2 separate regions of the Homo sapiens genome follow, and region 1 is linked to region 2. A link is a contact called in ENCODE Hi-C or POLR2A ChIA-PET data. All regions are on one chromosome and are shown on one strand. The core of a region is the stretch at or near the end of the contact, and the rest is flanking DNA. Distances in the headings are between cores, read along the strand shown. Region 1 has its middle 88 kb from the start of GALNT15. Region 2 holds the start of GALNT15 (polypeptide N-acetylgalactosaminyltransferase 15).

The links. A loop is a pair of places that touch in the nucleus more often than their neighbours do. ChIA-PET counts read pairs that join two places held with the same protein, here RNA polymerase II (POLR2A). Pooled maps may share reads with other maps.
Region 1: a pooled map shows a loop between it and region 2 (2.2-fold over the local background). The contact joins the enhancer-like site here to the promoter of GALNT15 in region 2. A Hi-C loop is called at or near these places in 3 of 168 maps with a recorded cell type or tissue (astrocyte of the cerebellum, endothelial cell of umbilical vein and ovary) and 4 of 50 pooled maps. POLR2A ChIA-PET finds 5 or more read pairs at or near these places in 3 of 52 experiments (AG04449, AG04450 and PC-9).

Annotation. Positions count from the first base shown.
Region 1 is chr3:16,083,484-16,089,892 of GRCh38, forward strand. No RefSeq gene overlaps it. Among named protein-coding and RNA genes, the nearest start is that of GALNT15, 88 kb to the right of the region's middle. Within about 2 kb of position 2,956, at least 13 of the 41 ENCODE cell types and tissues checked have a DNase peak (open chromatin) inside an H3K27ac peak, as active enhancers do; they include endothelial cell of umbilical vein and ovary, where a contact is called at or near this core.
Region 2 is chr3:16,170,814-16,177,383 of GRCh38, forward strand. GALNT15 (polypeptide N-acetylgalactosaminyltransferase 15) reads left to right here and starts at 3,867. Exons shown (of 10, transcript NM_054110.5): 1 at 3,867-4,877. The coding sequence starts at 4,339.

The DNA.
Region 1 (6,409 bases), core at 1,706-4,205, 88 kb before region 2:
CCTAGTCAAATAAAAGGTATTTTTCCCCATGGCAGGGCCTTCCCAAGCTTACATCTTCCTAGCAAGGAGTTGCCCTGAAGATGTGCTCAATTGTGACTTGACAGCTTCTTTTGCTAAAGAAGAAGGGGAAAAAATCCCTGATTGCTACTTCACTACCCAATTTTTGGTTCACTACAATCAACTATATACAGTTTTCATTCTATTTTATGGACTCAGACATCCCTTGTCAAACCCATACTTGTCCTAATAAAGTCCCTAGTGAGTGAACCTCTTCAGGTATTAAAGATAGGGGGCCCAGGCAGGATGAAACTAATGGACAACTATGTTGTAAGGAGTCTTGTGCCTTATCAACCTCCCTCAGCACCCCCAGATTGAACCTGCATAACAGAATCTGTTTTGTATCTCTGGCTGTAACTCCCATTTGCTATGTGCTAGGCACCATGCTAAGTGCTTCACATAAATGATCCCAGTGTAATTCTTAGCAAAAATGGTGTGAGGGAAGCAATATTATTCCTACTATAAATTTGAAGAGGCCAAAACTCAGAGAGGGGAAGCTCTCACAGCTGACAAGTGTGTAAGTAATGAGTGTGTGTAAGGAACGGCCATACACATGCTTATCGTGGCTCACCTCATTGTTACAATTCAGTTGATCACAGATTGAAATGCCTAACAAGGACATCTTCTTTTTCTTTTTCTTTCTCTTCTTCTTTCTTTTTTTTTTTTTGAGACATGGTCTCACTCTTGCCACCTAAGCTGGAGTGCAGTGGCATGATCTCAGCTCACTGCAGCCTCAACTTCCTGTGATCAGGTCTCGCACCTCAGAATCCTGAGTAGCTGGAACCACAGGCACACACCACCACACCTGGATACTTTTTTGTAATTTTTTAGTAGAGATGGGGTTTCATCATGTTGCCCAGGCTGGTCTCGAACTCCTGGGCTCAAGTGATCCACCCACCTTGGCCTCCCAAATTGTTGGGATTATAGGCGTGAGGCACCACACCTGGCCTCTTTTTTTTTTTTTTTAAATTAACTTTTAAGTTCAGGGGTACATATGCAGGTTGGTTATATAGGTAAACTTGTGTTGTGGGGTTTGTTGTACAGATTATTTTGTCACCCAGGTATTCAGCTTAGTACCCATTAGTTATTTTTCCTGAACTTCTCCCTCCTCCCACCCTTCACCCTTTGATAGGCCCCAGTGTGTATTTTTCTCCTCTATGTGTCCATGTGTTCTCCTCATTTAGCTCCCAGTTATAAGTGAGAACATGTGGTATTTGGTTTTCTGTTCCTGCATTAGTTTGCTAAGGATAATGACCTCCAGCTCCATCCATGTTCCTGCAAAGGACATAATCTTGTGGTTTTTTTATGGCTGCATAGTATTCCATGGTATATATATGTACCACACTTTTTTTGTCTGTCTACCGTTGATGGGCATTTAGGTTGATTTTATGTCTTTGCTATTGTGAATAGTGTGCTACAATGAACATAAGCATGCATGTTTCTTTATGACAGAATGATTTATATCCCTTTGAGTATATACCTAGTAATGGAATTGCTGAGTCAAGTGGTATTTCCGTTTTTAGGTCTTTGAGGAATTGCCACATTGTCTTCCACATGGCTGAACTATTTATACTCCCACCAACAGTGTATAAGCGTTTCTTTTTCTCCACAACCTCGCCAGCACCTGTTATTTTTTAACATTTTAATAATAGCCATTCTGACTGGTATGAGATGGTATCTCATTGTTGTTTTGATTTACATTTCTCCAATGATCAGTCATGTTGAGCATTTTTTCATGTGATTGCTGGCCACATGTATGTCTTCTTTTTAAATGTATCTATTCATGTCCTTTGCCCACTTTTTAATGAGTTTTTTTTTCTTGTACACTTAAAGTTCCTTATAAATGCTGGATATTAGACCTTTGTCAGATGCCTAGTTTGCAAAAATGTTCTCCCATTCTGTAGGTTGTCTTTCACTCTTAATCCTTTCTTTTGCTGTGCAGAAGCTCTTTGGCTTAATTAGATCTCATTTGTCAATCTTTGCTTTTGTTGCAATTACTTTTGGTGTCTTCGTCATGTAATCTTTGCCTGTTCCCACGTCCAGAATTGTTTTGCAACAAGGACGTTTTTAACCTAGCCATGGTGCTGGAGCAATAATTGATTTCATTTGTCCAAAGACCTGGTGTGCTTGCAGGGGCCCCTTAGAAAGGAAACACACAGAAAGACAAGGAGCTATCACTATTAATGTGAGTTTTCAATGTCCTGTTAAAGCCAACACTGAATTTCTGACCAAAAAAATAAAGCGGATATTTCTGTGACTGAAATCAAGTCATTCAGGAACTGTTCCCAATAAAAAGCTCCTATTCCTTTTGATCTGGGATTGTCCCTCCAGAATAATACAGAGGAAAGGCTGGTTTGGAAAAAGTATGTTTTTCTATGAATTTTATTTTAAAACAAATATTTAAAGAGCTTTCTTTTTGCAACATATTTTGTTAAAAGAGCTTCTCTCTCATAACAAAGCCACAGGTCTTCCTCTGAGAGCTGAGAAAAGGAGGCGTCTGCCAAGTCTGGTGGCTTGGAGCCAGTTCATCTCGAAGCAAGGGCTGATGGGTAGAGCGAGACACACAATGGGCCAGTTTTAGAAAACTGGGAAACATGGGGCTGTTTCGCCCACTCCCAGGTTAGCAGCCGTGTGGGTTTGGTTCACGCTTCAAGGCAGGGCAACAGGGATGGCCATAGCACCTTTGGGGTGAAACCAAATATTAGACAGCCTGACCCCAAAGGAAACCTGAAGCAAGTTGCAAATTATATTGGGAAACAGTGGGTGATGGGGAGCAATAAAAGGAAAGAGCTCTTGCAGATGCAGCCACAGGACCTGAGGGTGATGTTGAACCGACTCCTGCAAGCCCTGTAATCCAGGCCGCCAAGCTAAGAAAAATCGCAGCCAGAGACCAAGGAGTTGCCTCTAAATGCCACTTGCTTTCTGGTACTACAAGCAAGTTGTACCTATCATTATCCTCCGGGAAAACGCCAGGGGAAGCTGTAATAGTCCCTGCAGGGCTATGCAAACGCCTGCACCTCAGCATTTTCTGATGGTCGTGCCTGCCAATGATTTTATGAGGAGGAACATGGAGAGGGGAAGGTGCAGGAAGGGATTGGCTCTGAACCCCAAGGCCTCTGAAAGCAGACGGCCAGGAGGGACCCGGAGTGTTGGAGGCTTTCTGCAAGGCCTCCATGGGTCTCTTCTTCCTGTGAGCACTTGGTGCCTCCTTCTCCCTCTCAAGGAGAGGAAGGAGACAGTGGGGACAGAGTTCTAGGGACCTTCCCAAGTCTTGTTGGCCCTGGGAGAATTGAGAAGGTCCCGAGGAGCCAGGAGGCAGGAGGGGGCAGGGGCTGTTTCCTTAGTAACCCCTCTGTTGTGGCAACAGCAGGACAGTCTCTCTGCCTTTATGTTTCCCTATAGACCTGTGGCAAGCCCTTCCCAGTGTGCCAGTGGAAACTGCACTAATGATTTGGTTTTCCCAAAGATTTCACCATCAGTCTCTCTTGGGCTGGTAAGCAAAGGGCAGGTTGGACCTGACTTGATGATAGGCACCTTAGGTGCCAGAATGAAGGTACCAAAAACATGGGAAAGGAAGATATGGAGTACATTTCATTGCCACCAAAACATGGCAGGGAGCCTTGCATCCTTAGGCCATTTTACTGCCACTTTTTCACACCATACTATACTTTATGGCAGAAAAGTATTCAACCCTGTTGATCTTCCTCCATATGTCAGTCCTGGAATTATTCTTTCACTTATTGATTCATTCAACAATTATTGATGGATTGCCTGGGAACTTGCTAGATGCTAGGGATATCATATCATAAAAACTAATATTTATTGGGTACATTATTATCCTTATGCTGCAGATAGGAAAACTGAGGAACAGAGAGGCGCTATGGCAGGGACCTTGTAGATCTGTCCTCTGTTCTTGGGAGCTTATATTTTGGTAGCAAAGATGGACATCAAACAAATGATTACACAACTATTTAATTATCATTGTGATGAATGTTATAAAGGAGATGGGCGTTTGCCACGGTCTTGGGAAAAGATGTGAAAAGGGACTGGGAAATAGCAAGAAGAACTGAAGACGAGTCTTTTGAGGAGTTTTTTTCTGAAGAATCCAGAGACAAGGCCATGAATGGGGGAAAGCATGAGAGGCGGTGAGGTCTTGAAGTTCCAGGACCACTTACAGGTGCCCGCGGTACCTCTCTTGCTCCAGCCTAGTACTGGCCTTGCCCAAAGACGATGAAATAAAGAAGTTTTCCTGGGAACACTGGAGTGTATGAGTTTGATGTTAAGATTGTCCAAAGTGTTAAGGATAAGAAATAATTGCAGTGGTGACTACCTTGAGAAGGTGAGGGGGAGGTATTGGCTGTATATGGGAACAGCAATACTTCATCATTTTAATGGAGGGAACGTGGAAGAGACAGATGCAGACAAATTGGGAGATTTGGTGGTGGAAAGATGGAAGAGTTTCTGTCTGATTGCTTTTTCTATTTTCTCAGTAAAATATCAGGCAAGATACTCATCTGGGAGCGAAGCAAGAGGAAGGGATGTGGGCAGTTTGAGGACAGAAAAGAAAGCTCGCAATGGTTGCATTGAGGAGTGGTGGGGCATGCCCTGGCAGTGTAGCAGGCTCTCCAGGCAGGGCCCCCTTAAGACTTGTGGTCATCATGAATTAAGTGTGAGACCAGCTGGCATTTTTTGTGAGACCAGTTATGCATTTTTCTCCAACAGGAATCTGCTACTCAGGTGGAGGTATGGAGTGGGTGGATGGTTGGGCTTAATCTGAATTGAGATTGAATCAGGTGAGCATATGAGAGAAAGAGAGAGGGGTGAGGGGGTGGGGAGATTGCTGGGCAGGGAATGGAACGATGAGGGGAAAAGGAGGGTTAGGACTGAAGGGGGCTAATGGATAAGGAAACAGTGGCTTCTGGATTGAAGGTCTCTGTGAAGATGCAGGCTTATTGGGTTGGAGTGGGCTGTCTGAGTAGAGTTAGCAGAAAGTTTTCTGAATTGTGCTTTTATTAGTGGTGACAAGGTCAGGAGAATGACAATGGTGAGGATAGCTGGGGGGCATTGGAAGGAAACTGAAATGGAGGTGAAGAAGTGAAAGAACAGAGGAGCCAAGTGTTGCGTGAGTCATTGCCAAGAAGGGTTTCAGAGCCAGGGTGAAGAGAAAAATAGGGAGTCAGGTGCCAGAAACTTGCATGATTCAGGGGATCACTTAAGGGTTGTTAGAGGACAGGACCAGAAATGAGTTGGAGTGGTCTAGTTCAGAAGCATGAACTTCAGAGTAGCTGGGGATTTTGAAGAGAGAATGTTGGAAAATGTCTTGGAAGTAGCAATGGGAAGCAAGGAGACCATCTGTGAGAGAACAAAAGAGGTGCCACTTGGTGGGCTGAAGGGAGGTGGTGTCTTCAGGGCAGACTTAAGCTCCAGAGTTAGGGCAAGAGCCTTCATGAAGGCTCAGAGAAGATGGCGGGGCTCCAGAAACTTTTGGTGATGGCTTAACATGGGCTCCAAGGGGCTCAGTGGAAGGACTTGAGGGCAGAGAGGGATAGAAGATTGAGTTGGTGTACACACAGAGCAGAAGAGAGAAAGTGGCCTCGGAAGGGATAAGAGTTGATCTGAGAGACTGAGACATCTGATAGTCTGAAAAATGGAGGCAAACTTTTTGGGGGTGGATGGGGAAGATTGCTAATAACTCTGCCAGTAATAACTTATATATTAAAAAATAATCATTTGATCACAAATACTGTTAGAAAACATCATGTCTCGAACTCACCTTGGGTTATAGCTCTCTTAAATTGTTCAGCTGTGCCCTTTTTGTGGACTTCACCAAATTGTCATTTGATTCCTTGACCTCTGCCCCTCCCAATCTGACACCATCAAGGTAAGCATCAGAAATGAGCAGAGAGCATTGGATTTGTGGCTCTGTGTTGAAGTTACTTCATCCAGGGCGTGACTCTCTCTCAATATCCACTAGACACATCAGCCTGGATCTTCTGGTCATGTTGCTAACCAGAAGTAGAGTTGGAGTTCCAGAGGAAGAGCTGGTGGAAATTCATCTGATCAGAGCAGTCAAGGCCATGCCCCACTTCTCCTTACTCAGCCATTCCCCTCCTCCCACCCAAGTTCATTCTTCCAAAATATCTTTCCCTAATAAGCAAGAGAGGAAGAAGTGGAGGAATTTTAATTCAAGATCCCAAGCACATTTTTATGATTCTATAATTCTTCCTCCTTGTCTCAAATCAGCCCATTTATCTTGGGGGCAGGGAGCTCTGTCCTGCAGTGAAAAGATTCATGTTGGAAGTGTGAGGGGAAGAGACCTGACACAAACCACAGTGAGGTTTTCCGGGGCAGC
Region 2 (6,570 bases), core at 2,617-5,116:
TTATTCTTGCTCTTTTCACCTCAGCTTGAGATGGGAAGAACAGCGACTGGGCCGTTGATGACATCTTCTTGAATTGCTTGGGCCAGGTCTGCTATTGCTTTGCAGAATTTTTTGTTTTTCACTAGCTGATGTCTACTGTTCCTTTCATGAATACTCTCAGTCTCTGATTTGTTCTGGCACTTTAACCTGCCATCCATCTGAACAGAAAAATTTCATTTTTTTCTAGGAAAACAGCAGAATTGTTAACACCAAAGCTGCCATGGCTTATGAGAAAACAGACAGATGAAAAGCTAAAGAGAGAAACATACAGAAACCCCAGTGGCGGTCTAATTGGGGTGTTGATCATCTCACCTCTCTGAGCAATGAGACAGCCTGGAGGTTAGATCAACAATGCTCTGAGTCCCAGGAGAGACCCACGGCCTGCATCTGGGACTTCACCAGATCTAGTTTATCTTGAACTGGAGCCAAGAATCCCAGGCCAGAGTCACCCAGCCCCAGTTCTTTTGGGAGCCTTTTTTCATGGGCTGTCTCTGTCATGGGAAGGCCATGGGCTGAGGAGGTTAGTGTGATGCCTAACCTCACTAGAGGTTGAGGAAGGAGATGGAATGGGAGAAGGAGAGATGGAAATGACAGAGCTAGAGCAAGAGTTGAGAGAAGGCAGAGGAGGGTGGGAGGGTGGGGAGGGCAAGAGGAACTGTATCCGTTTCCTGCGGCTGCCATAACAAAGTCCCACAAGTGGGTGGCTTAAATAACAGAAATGTATGATCTCACAGTTGTAGCAACAAGAAGTCCATGATCAAGGTGTTGGCAGTGCTGGTTCTTTCTTAGGACTGTGAAGGACAGTCTGTTTCATGTCTCTCCTAGCTATCAGTGATTTCCTGGCCATCTTTGATATTCCTTGGCTTTTAGATGTGTCACCCAGGTCTGCCCTCTTCTTCACATGATGTTCTCTGTGTATGCCTGTCTCTGCCCAATTGTCCCCTTTTTGTAACAATACCAGTCATATTAGATTAGGGCCCACCCTAACAACCTCCTTTTAACCTGATAATCTACAAAGATCCTATTTGCTGTCAAGGCCCCCTTCACAGGTTCCCCAGCAGAGGCAGGGCTTCAGTGTAATTTTGGAGGACACGATTCAACCCATGATAGGAGCAAGGGTGAGAAAGAGAGGAGAAGGGAGCAAGGTCTGGGCCTCATGTGCCAAGTGATGGTGGGGGATGGGAAGAACTGGCAGCAAAGCTGTCAGGGACAGCAGCAAAGGCCTGGGGAGTGGAAAAATGTGCTTTGTGTACTCTGGAAAAACAGCAGTGAACAAGCAAACAAAAGCCCTACCCTTGTGGAGCTTATGTTTTATGGGAGTGGGTGGAGAAACAGACAATAAACACCTTAGTATTTTAATTTTCCAGGTGTTGAGAAGAGCCACAGAGATTCTCAAAGAAAGCCCCATGTTGATGAGGGGTTTCAATGTAGAATGGGGGGTCCACGAAGCCTTCACTAAATAGGTGACATTGGAGTGAACACAAAAATGAAGAAATGAGCCACATGGATGACTTTCTGGGGAACACAAAAATGAAGAAATGAGCCATATGGATGACTTTCTGGGGAAAGAGTGCTCAAGCAGTGGGCTGGCCAGGGTGACAGCCCTGGGGTGGGCTGTTCTTGGTAAGTTCAAGCACAGCGTTGCTAGAGATGAGTGGAAGATGGTGACTCTGCACACTCAGTTTTCTGAAGGCCTCCTGGATTTGGAACCTTCTAATCCTTCATCCTCATTAACCTCAAAATGTCCCCAGATATTCTGAACTACATCTCCCAGGGTGTCTGCCTCTTGAATTTGGAAATGACACAGTATTCCCACCTGGCAATACACCGTGATTTGAGATTTGGAAGACACAATTCAATCCAGAAATTGCTAAGCACTGTCCACTGGGGCATTACAATGGGATTCCAGGAGAACAACCACACATAACCCACTATTTCACCTCTGACTTCATGAAAACACACGTGTATACATGCTTGTGCACGTGAGTGTGCACAGACACACCACACACACTGGAAGAAACAACTGAGTCAAAAGGTAAAACATTTTTTTCCACAAACATTTTAGCTGACATTCTAAGATCAAAATAAAGACAAAAACAATGAGCAAGTTCATTGCAGGACTTCCCCAATGGCAGTTTTCCCCCCTCCACTCTTGGTTGCAGACAGCATGGCTGCTTTACAGCCATCAGAAGAAACACTGCTCATGGTGATGGTCAGCTATCCTTCAACCTGTTCAAGCCAGAAGCCTGAAAACTGAGCATGCTGGATTCTCTTCTCCCTTCTACCTACCTCACTCCCTCAGTGATCTCAGGTCTCACGGCTTCAAACACTATCTGAGTGCTGCTGGAGTCCAGCTTTGTATATGCAGGCCAGACCTCCCCCTGACCTTCAGCTATCCTACAACTGCTGCCTTCACTTCATCTCCTCTTAGCTGTCTAGAGGACATCTCGAATGTCACATGTTCCAAATCAAGCCACTGGCATGCATTCATCTCCTTCCACCTTCTCTCCTTCCCCATCTTGGTTAATGGCAAGTCTATTCTTCCAACTACTCAGAACAAAAATTTGAACTCATCTTGACTCTTCTCTTCCTCTCACATTAGTCATTAATTCATCAGCAAATCCTATAGGTTCTTCCTTAAAGTATATCCACAAGCTGACCCCTGTCACCACCGATGCCACTTAGTGCAAGCCAAGAACCTCTTGGTTGGTCTCCCTGCTCCTGCTTTTTGCCCCCCACTGATTAGTCTCAACCCAGCAGCCAGAATGATCCAGTTAAAACCCAAGTCAGATTGTGTCTCTCCTCTAAGGGCTCCCCTCTCACTCAGAGGAAAAGCCAAAGTTCCTTCAATGCAACCAGGGGGTGTCCTGCATGGTCCTCCTGCCCCCCGCCCCCTTGCCTCTCTTATTCCACTTCCCATCAGGCTCCACCCTGCTCTCTTTGCTTCAGCCATGCCGGCTGTTCCTCAGACATGCCAGCATACTCTTGCCTTGGAACCTTCACATTTATCATTCTGTCTGCCCCGAACACTCAACCTCAAATAGCTGTGCAGCCCTCTCCTTTACACAAATGGTAACTCTTCCATGAAACCTTTCTCCACCACTCAATGTCCATTTCCAAGCCCAGCCCATGCTCCCCAGCCCCATCCCTGCTCTGCTTTTTTGCCTTCATCCTCATCACTATCTGACCCAGTGGATAGTTTTAATTGTATCTGTCACTAGAATGCAAGCTCCATGAGACACACATTTTTGTCTGTGTTATTCATTGCTCTACTTCCAGTTCCCAGAACAATTTTGGCACATAGCATGTGTTCATTAATTATGTGTTGGTTAAATGAAGGAAGCTTTATGAGGGAAAGAGCATGCCACTCCTCTTCCAGCGTCCCCCTTGGTGGCCAGGGCAGAGCAGGCATTCAGCTGCTCTTGTGGGAGAAGAAGGGACTTGCAAGATCATCTCCCTTAGCTCCCTCATTTTCAGGAGGCCAGGGACAGTGGTCCCCAGGAAGGGAAGGAGAGTCCAACCTAGTTTGCCTGATCCCCCATGGGAGGCTGAGGTTGCAAACAGACAGCTGCAGCTCCTTGCAGCTATGCCACACACACAGCCTTTCTGAATCAGAGGGTATTAGTCTTTCCTTCTGAACTCTTGGGATATTCCTGTTTTGATTTGGCTCTAGCAGTGACCACACCGAGTTGTGCAAAGCCTGGGAACAGTGAGGGCATTAGGACCAGGAGTGACGCGCACGCTTGGCTCTGGGTTGTGTCTGGCAGAGGGCTCTCGGCTGAGTGGAGCTATGTGTGAAAGGAAACCAGGCACTGCCTGCCGGCTTTACATCTGTTGATCTGACCTGACTGGAAGCGTCCAAAGAGGGACGGCTGTCAGCCCTGCTTGACTGAGAACCCACCAGCTCATCCCAGACACCTCATAGCAACCTATTTATACAAAGGGGGAAAGAAACACCTGAGCAGAATGGAATCATTATTTTTTTCCCAAGGAGAAAACCGGGGTAAAGGGAGGGAAGCAATTCAATTTGAAGTCCCTGTGAATGGGCTTTCAGAAGGCAATTAAAGAAATCCACTCAGAGAGGACTTGGGGTGAAACTTGGGTCCTGTGGTTTTCTGATTGTAAGTGGAAGCAGGTCTTGCACACGCTGTTGGCAAATGTCAGGACCAGGTTAAGTGACTGGCAGAAAAACTTCCAGGTGGAACAAGCAACCCAGGTTCTGCTGCAAGCTTGAAGGAGCCTGGAGCGGGAGAAAGCTAACTTGAACATGACCTGTTGCATTTGGCAAGTTCTAGCAACATGCTCCTAAGGAAGCGATACAGGCACAGACCATGCAGACTCCAGTTCCTCCTGCTGCTCCTGATGCTGGGATGCGTCCTGATGATGGTGGCGATGTTGCACCCTCCCCACCACACCCTGCACCAGACTGTCACAGCCCAAGCCAGCAAGCACAGCCCTGAAGCCAGGTACCGCCTGGACTTTGGGGAATCCCAGGATTGGGTACTGGAAGCTGAGGATGAGGGTGAAGAGTACAGCCCTCTGGAGGGCCTGCCACCCTTTATCTCACTGCGGGAGGATCAGCTGCTGGTGGCCGTGGCCTTACCCCAGGCCAGAAGGAACCAGAGCCAGGGCAGGAGAGGTGGGAGCTACCGCCTCATCAAGCAGCCAAGGAGGCAGGATAAGGAAGCCCCAAAGAGGGACTGGGGGGCTGATGAGGACGGGGAGGTGTCTGAAGAAGAGGAGTTGACCCCGTTCAGCCTGGACCCACGTGGCCTCCAGGAGGCACTCAGTGCCCGCATCCCCCTCCAGAGGGCTCTGCCCGAGGTGCGGCACCCACTGTAAGTAAGGCCCTTGTTTTCCCTTCCCTGATCCCAGGGCATGATCGGGTGGTAGCAAACTCGGGAATGCAAACTTTCCGTAGCCTGCCTCTCCTGACTTAGAGCAAGTGCTTTTCAAGATGCAGTACCTGGGCCAGCAGCGTCAGCAGCCCCTGGGCACTGGTGGGTTCTCAGAAATGCAGATTCTCAGACCCCATCCCAGACCTGCCAAACAAGAAACTCTGGGTGGGGTCCAGTGGTCTGTATGAACAAGCCCTTCAGGTGAGAATCATTGTCCTAGAAAGCAGAAAGTGAGGACTCTTGCTTGTTCATTCTCTTCTCCGTCCTGGGTTCTAGTTCTTCTGTCTTTAGGTCAAATGGCTTTATTTCTATAACACAGAAGGGAGGTTAGAGCAGACATTTGCCAGTTCTAACACTCTGACTCCACTACATTTTGATTTTAGGGTTATTGTTAGTGTTTGCTTTTAGTTTGGATCAAAATAACAATTGCAGTTTACATTTAGGGGGCTCTTCCCATGCGTCTGGATTTACTTTACAAGCTTTTAATGTATTAACTCATAAAGTCCTGGAAAGTCCTCACAGCTCTGCAAGATGGGTGCTAGTAGTATCATCATGCTTATTCTATAGGTATGAAAACAAGGTGAAGTTGCTTTCCCAGTCACGCTGCTAGTAGGTAACAAAGTCAGGATTTGAATGCAGGCATGTGAGCTCCAGTCTGCCTGACCCACCACTCCATGCCACCTGCCTTGGGCCACTAGACTAAGGAAACAGGTCCAGTGCCTGAGAGCCAGAATACTGTGCTGACTGCAATTTACCCTGCCAGGGCAGCCCCAGCCCCAGGAGGTAAGCTGAGAAGTGTAGGTGATGGGCAGAGCTGTGCCCAGGGAGATGCTGGCCCATCCTCCACACCCCCTGCTCCCTTACTGTCACCATGGCTGACCACTGAGGAGGGAGCCTTGGTTACCAGCATCCAGGGAGCAAGGCAGCTTGTTAGTTTTAGTTTGGTGATTTAGGTCCCTTTTCCTATAGGCCATTGCTCCTCCCAGAGCCTGGAGAGTTTCCTGGAAAGCAAACATTTGTGCAGGGCAGCAGTTGGAAGCAGGGCCACACACTCTTCGGATCCCTGATCTAGTTCCCCTCAGCCTGGCTGCTCAGCCACTCACACTCGAGGGTGTGCAATTGCAGGGTCAGCAGCCGGGAGTGAACATCTCCTTAAATTGTGTGCCCCGGGTGCCTCACTCACCGCACCCTACTTCCATTTCAAACCCGCTACACTGTTTTCAAGCCTTACCTTTAAAAGCTATTTTCAGGAAATTCCCACCCCATTCTAGTTTTGTGCCCTCCTTGCACCCTGGAGTTTTAACTCACAGCACTTACAAAACTAAAGCCAAATGATTATTGATGTATTTATCAGTCGAATGCCTGCTTTCCCTGCTATGCTGTGAGCCCCTTAGAAGGTCAGGACTGAGTTTGTATTGTACATCCCAAAGCCCAACATGCAGTAAAGAAGTGATTGCTGAATGAACAAACATAGTTTTCAAATTTTTTGACACTATTTTTCACTGGCCTGGAGCAAGAGTGAGCATCCTCTTTTTGCCGATAAGAAATAATATTGCCTGAAACGAGAGGGTCTGTGGCTACCAAAGTGGTCTGTGTGTGTGACTGTGTGTTTGCATAGTGCAAATGTGTGGTG